2 separate regions of the Homo sapiens genome follow, and region 1 is linked to region 2. A link is an interaction called in ENCODE POLR2A ChIA-PET data of the cell type or tissue named here. Cell type or tissue: PC-9. All regions are shown on one strand. Each heading gives the region's core, and the rest is flanking DNA. Links, peaks and the distances in the headings are about the cores only.

The links. Peaks named below come from ENCODE experiments on the same cell type or tissue, not always from the same donor. Only the 100,000 strongest peaks of a DNase experiment are listed, where the experiment ranks them.
Region 1: POLR2A ChIA-PET joins it to region 2 with 11 read pairs; 2 of 35 experiments call an interaction of 5 or more read pairs at or near these places.

Annotation. Positions count from the first base shown.
Region 1 is chr10:93,742,870-93,750,840 of GRCh38, forward strand. It overlaps LOC101927013 (a long non-coding RNA gene), which reads right to left. Exons shown (of 3, transcript XR_246160.5): 2 at 6,938-7,115; 3 at 2,877-3,238. Among named protein-coding and RNA genes, the nearest start is that of LGI1, 11 kb to the right of the region's middle. RefSeq lists enhancers at 3,135-3,886, 6,233-7,215. In PC-9, for the core only: CTCF peaks have their summits at 2,738 (motif pointing right) and 4,028 (motif pointing right); a DNase peak (open chromatin) is centred at 4,222; H3K4me3 peaks cover 299 bases; H3K27ac peaks cover 2,036 bases.
Region 2 is chr10:93,500,573-93,505,572 of GRCh38, forward strand. It overlaps CEP55 (centrosomal protein 55), which reads left to right. Exons shown (of 9, transcript NM_018131.5): 3 at 2,541-2,816. Among named protein-coding and RNA genes, the nearest start is that of CEP55, 6.5 kb to the left of the region's middle. In PC-9, for the core only: no CTCF peak of the experiment used is centred there; no DNase peak of the experiment used is centred there.

The DNA of each region.
Region 1 (7,971 bases), core at 1,130-6,129, 240 kb after region 2:
TACTGTTTGTCATACAGTAGTTCCCTGTTATCTGCAGTTTCACTTTTTGAAGTTTCAGTTACCCTCGGTGAACTGAGGTCCAAAAATATTAAATGGAAAGTTCTAAAAAATAAATAATTTGTAAGTTTTAAATTAAGCACCATTCTGAGTAGCATGATGAAATCTTGCACCCTCCCACTCCACCCTCGGATGTGAATAATCCTTTTATCCAGTGTATCCACAATGTATACGCTACCAATCCGTTAGTCACTTAGTAGCCGTCTCAGTTATCAGATCAAAAAGAGTATGCTGCCCTGGTCCCAGCTACTCAGGAGGCTGAGGCTGGAGGATCCCTTGAGCCTAGGAGTTTGAGGCTGCAATCAGCTACCATCATGCCTGTGAATAGCTACTGCACTCCAGCCTGGGCAACATAGCAAGACCCTGTCTCAAAAACAAACGAACAAAAAATCAAAACTTAGTATAATATATACATAAACTGTAGTGTTGAAACTCTCCTTTGTCAGGTCTTGTCTTTTTACTCATATTCTTATTTTTTAAATATACTTGCTGCCATTAATTTGGAGTTTTCTATTTTAATTTATTTTAGACTGATTTACTGTCATGGAATTATTCTTCAACTTACTATTTTTTTTATGTAATTATAATGTCTGCAGTAATTTTGCAATATTATATCATCAATACCCATATAAGCACAATTAAATAGGGTTCAGTATTATCCATGGTTTCAGGCATCCACCGGGGTCTTGAACTACTATAGCCCTCTGACCCTTAAAATAAAATGGTCCTGTGGGATTGACTTCCAGGGCAGTAACATCTGGAAAAGCCATGGAGACCAAGTCCCAGGTACAGCGAGTGTTGTAAGAATGAGGATTTCAAGGACTGAGGAGAGTGGTGGAAACCAACCACCAAGCTACCCTAAACGCCTGGCAGCTGCAAGATGGAAGAAAAGAGGATGCAGGCAGCTGGCTCGTGACTGGGATTCATGAGAGAAAAGCCATACAGGTCCTGGTAGGCTGGGAGGGGCCACACTCATCCCCTCACTCCCTTCCTCATGCCCTCCCTCACTGCCTTATTCAATAGTTATTGAGCTCCTCCTGTGGCCAGCACTACCAGGTACTGGAGGATTTAGCACCCCTATCAAGGATTCCTTTCTTTATTCTCCCTAAAGGCCCCTTTCTGGGAACAACAACGTCTCCCTCTACTGCCCCTGCAAAAAACAAAATAAAATTGCCCTTAAGAAATGATCAATTAACTTTCACATTTTCTTGGGTTCAAATAATAGCTCTGCCTTTGGTGAAGTTTATGACCTATTTCTTTCTCCTCTTTACCCTCAGTTTCCTTATCGGGAAAAATGGACATATCAACAATATCAACCTCAGAGAAATGAACAACACATTGTAATATACATCGAAAGATTCTTAGCACAATGTTCAGCACCTAACCAAGGCCCAGTAAGGCAAGATACCTTTTACTTCTTGTACTTTTTTTCTTCTTTATTATTATTCTCCTTGTTCCCTGTTTTCTTCCTAAAAACTATGCCTCAAAACCCTTGGTCCTCTTTGTGAGAATTCAGAGGCAAAGGAGGGAGGAGGTTTCCCAGATCTCACTGAGGGAAGAGGCTGAGGTGGGAAGCTGCCCACCACCGTGGTCACCTGACATGCACAGGGAAGTCAGGGCCCTGGGAGGCTTTCTGGAGAGATCAAGGCAGAGTCGGGGCCCTTTAGGTTTAGTTCAAACCGTAGTCAGGATTCTGTGCTGTTGTTGCTGCTCCGCCAGCCTGCACATCACCCTCACCGCACTTGTTTTCTCTTGTTTAATTGCTCATCTCCTCCACTAGAAGGCAGGAACTCTGTGGGTTTAGCTTTCTTTTTTATTGTTTTGTTTTGTTTTGTTTTGTTTGTTTTGTTTTGAGACAGTCTTGCTCTTGTTTCCCAGGCTGGAGTGCAATGGCGCGATCTCAGCTCACTGCAACCTGGGCCTCCCAGGTTCAAGCGATTCTCCTGCCTCAGCCTCTCAAGTAGCTGGGATTGCAAGCATGTGCCACCATGCCCAGCTAATTTTTGTATTTTTAGTAGAGACGGGGTTTTACGATATCGGCCAGGCTGGTCTTGAACTCCGACTTCAGGTGATCGATCCACCTGCCTCGGCCTCCCAAAGTGCTGGGATTATAGGCGTGAGCCACCACGCCTGGCCTCTAGCTTTCTACTGAATGCCCAGTGCCACAAGCACCACGCATGGAGAACACGCTTAAACGTTTGTTGAATAAACAAACTGGGACAACTATGCTGAGTAAGAAATAAAATTCATTTGCTCGTAGTAAAAAAAAAAAAAAAACAAATCCAGTGTTTACTTAGCTCTAATCTGAGCAACATAATTATAGTCAAAGGTTGGATGATAGACTCACCACTTAAGCAAAGCCTGTGTCCATCATTACGCACTTTCATGTTGGCCCATGAGAGTAGCAAAAGAAAATGCTGGATGCTGTTTTCTTGCAGAGCTTTAACCATCAGCTCCTAGTGCTGACACTGTCATTTGAGACAGCCCTCTGAAATCCAGCTCCACTTCAGGAAATGGCCAAAAGGATGCCAGCTCTGGGCTGTGTTTCTTCAGTGTTCTGGGATTTACCCTCACACTAAAGTGGAAGTGCCTATTACACAGGCCTGGGGTTGAGCGGGTGTAGTTTCGGTCAGGAAGCCATTCTAGTCTGTTCTCCTCACTCCTCAGGCCTGGTGTCCCCTCTCATTCCCTGCCTCGCCCCAGTTATTCTGACAGCCTCAGGAGGGCGCTCTTATATAAGCGGCACCGTGGGTAGTAGGATACATACTGGAATAGTAACAGCTTTCTATGGGCTAACTACTTTCTTACATTATCTCGTGTCCTTTTTAAATTTTATTTTATTTTAAGTTCTGGGGTAAATGTGCAGGAGGTGCAGGTTTGCTCCATAGGTAAATGTGTGCCATGGTGGTTTGCTGCACCTATCAATCCATCACCTAGGTATTAAGCCCAGCATGCATTAGCTATTTATCCTGATGCTCTCCCTCCCCCCGCCTGCCCTCCACAGGCCCCAGTGTGCGTTGTTCCCCTCCCTGTGTCCATGTTCTCATGGTTCAGCTCCCACTTATAAGTGAGAACATGCAGTATTTGGTTTTCTGTTCCTGTGTTAGTTTGCTGAAGATAATGGCTTCCAGCTCCATCCATGTCCCTGCAAAGGGCATCTCATGTTCTTTTCACAGTGATCCTGTAAGAGAAACACTAGTATTATTTCCATGCTATATATGAGGAAACTGAGGCTGAGAGACAATGAAAACTTGCCCAAGGTCACTCAGCTGCTAAATAGCAAAGCCAAGACTTGAGTTGTAATCTTCACATTAGGCTGCATCCTAGTGTTTTGGTGTGACCCAAAGACTCCTCCAGGTATCCCCAGAGAGCCTCCAGAGCCAGAGCATGGTCAGCCTCAGTCGTTTCCTTGTTCTAAACATCATATAAGCAAACAATACCATGCAGACTTTTTTTTTTTTTTTTTTTGACAGAGTCTCTCTCTGTCACCCAGTCTGGAGTGCAGTAATGCAATCTCGACTCACTGCAGCCTCTGCCTCCCGGTTTCAAGTGATTCTCCTGCCTCGGCCTCCTGAGTAGCTGGGATAACAGGCGCCTGCCACCACACCTGGCTAATTTTTGTATTTTCAGTAGAGACGGGGTTTTGTCATGTTGGCCAGGCTGGTCTCGAACTCCTGACCTCAGGTGATCCGCTCACCTCAGCCTCTCAAAGTGCTGGATTACAAGTGTGAGCCACCGCGCCTGGCCCCATGCAAATACTTCACACAATATGTGCTTCACATAGACAAGAATTCAAGAACTGTCTATAAGTTTATATACATCAAAAATAAGTCACATGAAAAATATTTTTGGAAACAGACAGAAGTCAGTTTGAAGCCAAAATATATTGTCTTGGACGAGTCTAACCTCTGTAAGCTTCAGTGGGGATAATGCCTTGCTCACACGGCAGGTGAAATGATCAACAGAGACAATGTATGGGAAGCACCTGGCCTGCAGGGGGCCCAGCAAGCATGGGTTCCTTTGTCTTCTTTGCTGCACTGCTGGGAGCAATAGGGGCAGTGTTGAATGTGAGCCAGCAGTAGGCTGGTGCAGAAGCCTTGTGCTTCTCTGCTGTTAACACCCATTTCTGCCCTGGACCCTCAGGGCACTAATCCTATGGTCATAACCAGTTTCCTCATTGCTTTGCTATTTTCTGCGGTCACATTCCCAGCTTCTTGGGTCATCATTCCTACAGAAACCAATGGGTGTAACACAGGCCATAAGTCACGGGCAGCAATGGAAAGCTCTGAGTTCTTCCAGAACGACAGTATAAAGCCAAACAAAACAAAACAGATCCCTTCTAAAGGGATAAGACAAAAGCAAAAAGGCTGAAATCCAACATCATGAAGTTCAAGTTTCCAAAGCATGAACAGATTAGTTGCATGATTTTCCTCTTAACTTCAGAATCTTAAACCAAAAAACTAAAACAAAACAAAAGCAGTTAATAACTTCCTCGAAAGAATGAAGAAGTATCTTTAAAAAAAAAAAAAAAGGAACTGCAGACCAGCCTGGCCAACATAGTGAAACCCCGTCTCTACTAAAAATACTATATATATATATAATATATATATTAGCCAGGCATGGTGGTGGAGGCCTGTAGTCCTAGCTACTCGGGAGGCTAAGGCAGGAGAATCGCTTGAACCCAGGAGGCGGAGGTTGCAGTGAGTTGAAATCACACCACTGCACTCCAGCCTCGGTGACACAGTGAGACTCTGTCTCAAAAATAAAAATAAATAAATAAATAAATAAATAAAAACCTGCTAAGAACTATCTTGGGAGTGATTCAGCCATAAAGAAGAAGAGGAAGATAGAAGAGTAATCATATTTTCAACTTTATATTCCAATAACCATGCCCCGCTCTAGGGCAATACCTCTTAGAGCCACTGCTTTTCCTTAGTACCACCCCCAAATATATTTTCTGGCTAGATTATTTCCACCTTGCCCATGACTTAGAATTATCCTTTTTTTTTAATTCCCTAACAAACTTCTTTTCTTGAGTAGATTTCTATTCAAGTCTAGCCAGTAAAAAGGGTGGCCTTCCATGACCTTGCCTAAATTTTTGGTGCTTAGTTCTGATAAAATTCAAATATATTTCCAGAAAAAAATGCTAAGTCATTAAGATCATACCTTATTAAAAATATTCTGGGATAATTTTATTCTGCATTCTTTTTTTTTTCTTTTTTTTTTTTTTTTTTGAGATGGAGTCTCGCTCTCTGGCCCAGGCTGGAGTGCAGTGGCACGATCTCAGCTTACTGCAACCTCCGCCTCCCGGGTTCACGCCATTTTCCTGCCTCAGCCTCCTGAGTAGCTGGAACTACAGGCACCCGCCACCATGCCCAGCTAATTTTTTGTATTTTTAGTAGAGACGGGGTTTCACTGTGTTAGCCAGGATGGTCTCGATCTCCTGACCTTGTGATCCGCCTACCTCAGCCTCCCAAAGTGCTGGGATTACAGGCATGAGCCACCATGCCCGGCCTGATTCTGCATTCTTTTGGCTTAAACTTTACCATGTGCATTTTGGTTAACTGCAGTACATGTACCTAGCATGCCCCGAATTGGAAAACAAACTCTTTCTAAGCCTCTGTGTTTAAAAATTATTTCTCCTTTCTGGGGAGAGAAATTAGGAAGCTATAGAATGTTAGTGCTATAAAGATAAAGAAACTGAGGCCCAAGGAAATGAAATGCCTTGTTCAAGCCCACAGAGCCTTTCTACAGTTCTTCCCAGAGGATATCTGTCAATTTATTTTGGATTCCTGTATGAAGAGCATTCAGCTTCCCCGAGTTAATGGATTATTGACTGATGTTCAGAAAAATGCATAAAGAGGTTCGCAGTGTTTCCACTGTGAGAAACTCTTTTACTCCTTCTCAGTGGGGGTGCTAAGAGCATTTGGGGCAGGACAATTCTTCATGCAGAGGTCCTAAGAGTTTCAGGATGTTAGCATTTCCAGTCCAACAATGGTAAGTCTAGCATTTCCAGTCCACCTAATGGGAATTCTAGGATCACAACAAAGAGAATCCTCACTCTCCTCCCTACCCTGTCTTCCCCTGGGTCTTCTATAATACTCTCCTCAAAAATAATAATTCTTTTTTTTTTTTCAAAGTTTCTTGAGCATCCAGAAATAGCCACGAGTGATGTTTATTCATTCACTAGCTTCAGGCATATGGTGCAAGATGAAGCAGGAGGCAACTAGGCCCAGTGTTTTCAGAACTCCTCAGGACACCCAAACAGCTATTTGCTACTTACTTTGGGAGGTGCAAGAACCTGCTTAACACTTTCCTTGTCTTTATGGTAATCACTCCCCAGTAGGAGTGCTGGCAGGGGCTGCTTACATGACAGGATCTCCAGAGATTACCCAGCCCAAGAACTTCCTTTGAAAATCAGAGCCTAAATGTGAAGCGTTGAGCCCAAGGTCAAACAGCTCATCTATTGCAGAACCAGATCTTGGCATAGTCTTTCTTCTAGTCCCAGAGGCAGCCTTCCCTTATGCGACAGCTTTTCCAAGGGTTATGCTGGTTATGTAACTAGACTACTCAGGGTTCCAACACCAATCGCCTCATAGGAGTTCTGTACTCAGGCAGTTATTGCCTGCTCCTGTGTGAATAAGATCAGATTACCTTTGCTCCAGGAAATCACTCCGATCCAAGGAGATGGTGCTGTGGAGCGATTAAGAGCATGTGACACTAATGTCTGAATGCCTCACTTTCAAGCCAGCACAGCCTCTTATTCTTGGGCAAGCTGCCTAGCCTCTCCATGCCTCAGTTTGCTCATATGAAAAATGGGGGCAAATTAACCAAACTATGTTACAATAATTAAATGAGGTAATTATTCTAATGCACCTACCGCAGGGTCTGGCACATTATAAGGATGTGTTAAAGGTTGGTTATTGTTGTTGTCGTCATTGTCATTGTCATCATCATCATGAATTACATTGTTTTTCCTTTGCTGGGAATTGAACCAGGGAGAGAAAGCAGGGCTGGTTCATTTTCTCCCACCAGCATGAGCCAGAGGAGGCGCTTCCCTTGGGGACATAAGCAATAAACTCCAATCAATGGTTAATTCAGGTTCTGCTTGAGTTTAAAGGCAGGTATAGAAATGTATAAATTCAGCATACTTAACTTTGGTAATAAAAATTAAGAAAAACTCTATTTTTTAAGAGCAAAGTACCAGCCCACATCTCTAAACTAACTTTTCTCTTTTATAAGACCATTTTAACTGTTTCTGCTAGGTAATGATCATTTAATCAAGGGCATAAAAAGATAAATAAATTGTGGGTACTGCCTTCAAGGAGGCTTTCTTAAATATTTATTTTTTAATTGACAAATAATAAGTGTACATATGCATGGGGCACATAGCGATGTTTTGATACATCAGGGTAATCAGCATATCCATCATCTCAGATATTTATCATTTCTTTGTGTTGGGAACATTCAATATCCTCTTTCTAGCTATTTGAAACTCTATTATTGTTAACTATTGTCATTCTACAGTGGTATAGAACGCTAGAACTTATTCCTCCTATCTAGTTGTAATTTTATGTCCTTTAACAAAACTTTCTGTATGCCCTCCACCTCCCCCTACCCTTCCCAGCCTCTAGTATCCTCTGTTCTACTTTTTACTCCTATGAGATCAACTTTTTTAAGCTTCCACGTATGAATGAGAACATGTGGTGTTTAACTCTCTGTTTTTGGCTTATTTCCGTTAACATAACGTCCTCCAGTTCCAACATCCATGTTGCCATGAATGGCAGGATTTCACTGTTTTTTAATGGCTAAATAGTATTCCATGGTGTGTATATGCTACATTTTCTCTATCTATTCATCTGTTGTTGGACATCTAACTTGATTCCATATCTTGATTATTGCGAATAGTGCTGC
Region 2 (5,000 bases), core at 1-5,000:
AGTTATTTAAAACAAAGTAATAACCTAATTCATCATTCTTCCTATAGCTTCTTGGTAATTTAGCTTAACTACATGAATATTCTTGATAACTTTTGTTATGCTGTATTTAAGATTGTGAAACATTCTGGCTAACTATTTTCGCTATTTTTAAATTGATAGCATAACTTAGAAGCATTCGATTTTCCATACTTTTTTTTTTTTTTTGAGACTGGGTCTCAACTCTGTTGCCCAGGCTGGAGTACAGTGGCTTGATCATAACTCACTGCAGCCTCAAACTCTGGGCCTCAGGCAATCCTCCTGCCTGGGCCTCCCAAAGTGCTGGAATTCCAGGTGTGAACCGCTATGCCTGGCCATTCCATGCTTTTTTGGAGTACTAAATTACTCGTTGATGTACTTTAAGGATACTGTGCTGGGCTTATATCTCTTTTTTACTGTGGGAGAGGAGAAAATATTTACCCAATAGTTATATAATCTGGTTTTCCTGTTAATTTACTAAATGTAAAAAATCAGATCTGTCCATTTCAGAGTATTAAATAGTGTTCAGATTTCCTTATTTAAAACATATTTTATCATGCATATTGGCTGCTATCCAAGTAATTCTGGTTTTCAGGCTTTTGAAGGAAAAATTATTAGACATGTTGGCATTTACACTCTGTTCAACTATATTTCGGATTCCCTAATTTATAATTTGTTATGGCATAGACAGTAAGGAAGTTAGGAACTTATTAGAACTAGAGGGACTTAAAAATGTAATCATAAATATAATCACAAATTTGGATTTAATTATTTTGCAAAAGTGCTTTTATTGTTTGTATTTAGAAAATAAATGGTTAAGGCCGGGCACGGTGGCTCATGCCTATAATCCCAGCACTTTGGGAGGCTGAGACAGGTGGATCACCTGAGGTCAGGAGTTCAAGACCAGCCTGGCCAATATGGCGAAACAAAAATTAGCCGGATGTGTTGGTGTGCACCTGTAATCCCAACTACTCGGGAAGCTGAGGCAGGAGAATCGCATGAACCCAGGAGACAGGTTGCAGTGAGCCAAGATCGCACCACTGCACTCCAGCCTGGGTGACAGAGCAAGACTTCTGTCTCAAAAAAAAAATAAATAAATAAAATAAAATAAATGGTTAAACAGTATACCATTTGATTTATTTAAATTCTCTAAACAGGCACATAATGAAACTGATTTATTTTTTGTAACAACATACATTGAGGTAAATGCTTTTTCAAGCACTTAGAGAACAGTCATCACCAGTCCACAGATATGAAGGTTATTTTGCAATCTGGTAAAGGAATCTTATTGCTTCCCTGAGAGATAGCTTTCCATTTCATTCCACTTTTTGAGAAGCACTGGATATTTTGTTCCTTTATAATCAATTAAACTTCCTATAACTTCTACCCATTTGTTCTAATTGTGCCTATTAAAGTTACACAGAACAAGTCTTATTTTTCCTATGCAAACTGACAATTTATTAGATATGTAAGGAAATTTTGCTTCCTCTTAACTTTTCTGCAGACCAAGCTCATATTCTTCAGCTTTTCTGGCTTCTTATCATCTTGAATAGTTTTTAGTTTATTCATATCCCTCCTGAATTATGCACTTAGAATTGAACACAGTATCCTAAATATGTTCTGGAAAACACAGATTGAAATAGTAGTGTTACATCTACTTAGCTGGATACTGTACTCCATTAAAGCCTAAAATTGTATGGCTCTGTTATCTGTCTCATACTACTGATTTGAGTTAAGCTTGTGGCCAACTATAATCTCCTCATTATTTTCAAATGAATAACCATGCCCCTAAACTTAAATTTTCCCCATTTTATATTTGAACAACTGCTGCTTTTTTCTTCCTAAATTCAAGTTTTAACTTCATGCTGTTTTGATCCTGTTAGCCTATAATTTTAATAATTATTTCTATTATCTTTTTATTTTACTTTTTCCTTTATGCCAGCAGCAGTTTAAAAAACATTACTTATGTATATCTTGTGAATCTTTGAAGATGTTAAGCATTCCTTTAGAGATCACCTTCTAGATTCAATACTGAATCATTTATCGAAAGTAAGCAGGTTAATGAATGCATCCCTCTCCTGCTGAAATATTCTGTAACTTTTAAGTTCCACTGATTCAAATTCATTAAGGAGCATGTATATCTTGTGTGACCGACTTTTAGCTCTTAGTTTTTACAAGATCCAGTGTTATGGAAGAATGATTACCAAATACTCATGGGAAAGCTAGCCCTTCTTTAGCTTTTTCTCACCACCCTTGATAGAGGTGGTTTCTCCTTTCTTTGTGTCTGTGCTCATTTTTTAATCTGTCTTAACTACAGCACTTACAACGTTGCATTAATACATTGGCTTACTTCTCTGTGAGCTATCTGAACATAAAACTTTGGCTTCCTAATCTTTTTTGGCCTTGGTATTTAGCGTAATGCTGACTTGATAATAAATGCTTCATAAATGCTTGTTGAAGTATATATTGTTTAGCTAGATGTTTGACCTGGCTTTGTTCTAAGATTCTTCTTAGTTTATGTCTAGAAAATTCGAGTCCTTGAGGCTGAGAAGGAGAAGAATGCTTATCAACTCACAGAGAAGGACAAAGAAATACAGCGACTGAGAGACCAACTGAAGGCCAGATATAGTACTACCACATTGCTTGAACAGCTGGAAGAGACAACGAGAGAAGGAGAAAGGAGGGAGCAGGTGTTGAAAGCCTTATCTGAAGAGAAAGACGTATTGAAACAACAGTTGTCTGCTGCAACCTCACGAATTGCTGAACTTGAAAGCAAAACCAATACACTCCGTTTATCACAGGTGCTAATCATTTCTTTAAACCCAGATTTTTTTTTTCTTTCTGATACAGTTTGTAATTCTTAGGAGGAATGAGTTTGTTAAGACATGCTTCCCAAATGATGAGACAAATGATTAGTATAGTATACTATCAGGTCACTTCACTTTTTTTAATAGCCCAGTCCCTTCTCTATAAGCAAAAATAGTTAATATGGTACCCTCCACTCCTTGTACCATTGATTTGCCTGGAGGAATATTCAGAAGACAGCATCTACTGTGTATTTACAATTACCAAGATTTTTTTTGAGCTCTTATTTCTATAGTTTGTATCATGAAAACAGTAGGCTTCATTTTTTTGGTTATTTTTCATATTTGAAACATACAATTATAATATCAAGTATACTTTTCCTAACTGCACTTGCATTTTCTCCCCGTTTTGTTTGAGAGGCACTAGCGTCATAGAAAGAACAAGGATACAGAAATAGACATGTGAGTTCAGATCTTGGTTTTGTACTTGCCAGCTCTGTGACTCTGAACAAATTTGTTAACCTTTATAGCCTTAGAGACAATACTAGACTTCTCCAGACCCCTGTTCTAAATCTTAGTTTCTTTTTTTTTTTTTTAAACATATAAGCTAAACCTGAGTTTCCACATCAGTAAAATCAGGATAGGAATAGTGAGAATTAAATGTAAATATGTATGTAAATTGCCTCGCATAGTGCCTAGTATATAGTAGGTGTTCGGTAAATGGTTACTTATTGATCAGACCTTTGATTCTTTTGGAGATTTGGAGATTCGAATAATACTAACATTAATATCATCTATAGGCTGGGCATGGTGGCTCACGCCTATAATCCCACCACTTTGGGAGGCCAAGGCAGGCAGATCACCTGGGGTCAGGAGTTTGAGACCAGCCTGGCCAACACAGTGAAACCCCATCTCTACTAAAAATACAAAAATTAGCCGAGTGTGACGGCACGCATCTGTAATCCCAGCTATTCGGGAGGCTGAGGCACTAGAATCGCTTGAACCCGAAAGGTGGAGGTTGCAGTGAGCCAAGATTGCGCCACTGTACTCCGGCCTGGGTGACAGAGTGAGCCTCTGTCTCAAAAAAAAAAAAATCATCTATAGTAGAAAATCTGTAGCTTTCAAATATATCTCAGTGCTGTTAAGGATCTTTCTCTGTACTTTATTTCCCATTTAGGGGAGATAGTGATCAGACCTATACATTTATGTGTATTTTCATAGATGGGCGTTTGAGTGTTTCTGCAGATGAGTTCAAAAAGTTGAAGTTTTTCTAGAGAATTTCCACAGAGCTGAAACTCATAAAACGTTACAGTCAGATTCAAAGTAGCTGACTAAAATTTTTCTTTGAAGTTCAAGAGTTAGTTTCTCCACTTTTGGAATGTGAAATACAAACTTGGTAGAAATTATAATTTTTAAAATTTTTATTTATTTTTTATTTTTTGAGACAGAGTCTCATTTTGCCACCCAGGCTGGAGTGCAATGGCGCAATCTCAGCTCACTGCAACCTCCACCTGGGTTCAAGTAATTCTCCTGCCTCAGCCTCCCAAGTATTTGGGATTACAGGCACCTGCCACGACGCCCTGCTGATTTTTGTATTATTAATAGAGACGGGGTTTCAACATGTTGGCCAGGCTGGTCTTGAACTCCTTACCTCAGGTGATCCGCCTGCCTCAGCCTCCCAAAGTGCTGGGATTACAGGCATAAGCCACCGTATCTGGCCTGAAATTATAATTTTTAAAAATGTATTCTTATAATAATTTTGTGGGCTACTCGTATTGATTTCTTTATTAACTAGTATGTCTGACTCCTATAACAACTTCCAAATGTCAGTGTCTTATGCAACAAATGTTTATTTTTCTCTCATGCTGGTCTAGTCCAGATTGGAGTAGAGGAAGCTTTGCTCCACAGAGTCATTTGACTCCAGGTTCCTTCCTTCTAGTGGCTCCACCTTCCTTTAGGGTAGGGTCCCCCACCAAGTCCTCTGTATGTAGCTGTGAGATGGAGCTTGTGGAGAACTGCCTAGGAGGGGTCTGGGGCCAGGCCTGGTATTGACATATCTCACCTCTGCTCACATTCCACTGGAACATGGCTCCACTAACCACAGGGAAGGCTGGAATCAGTCTACAGTGTGCCCAGGGTAAAAGGAAAGGGATTTAGAGAACTATCTTTGTCATAGTTTCC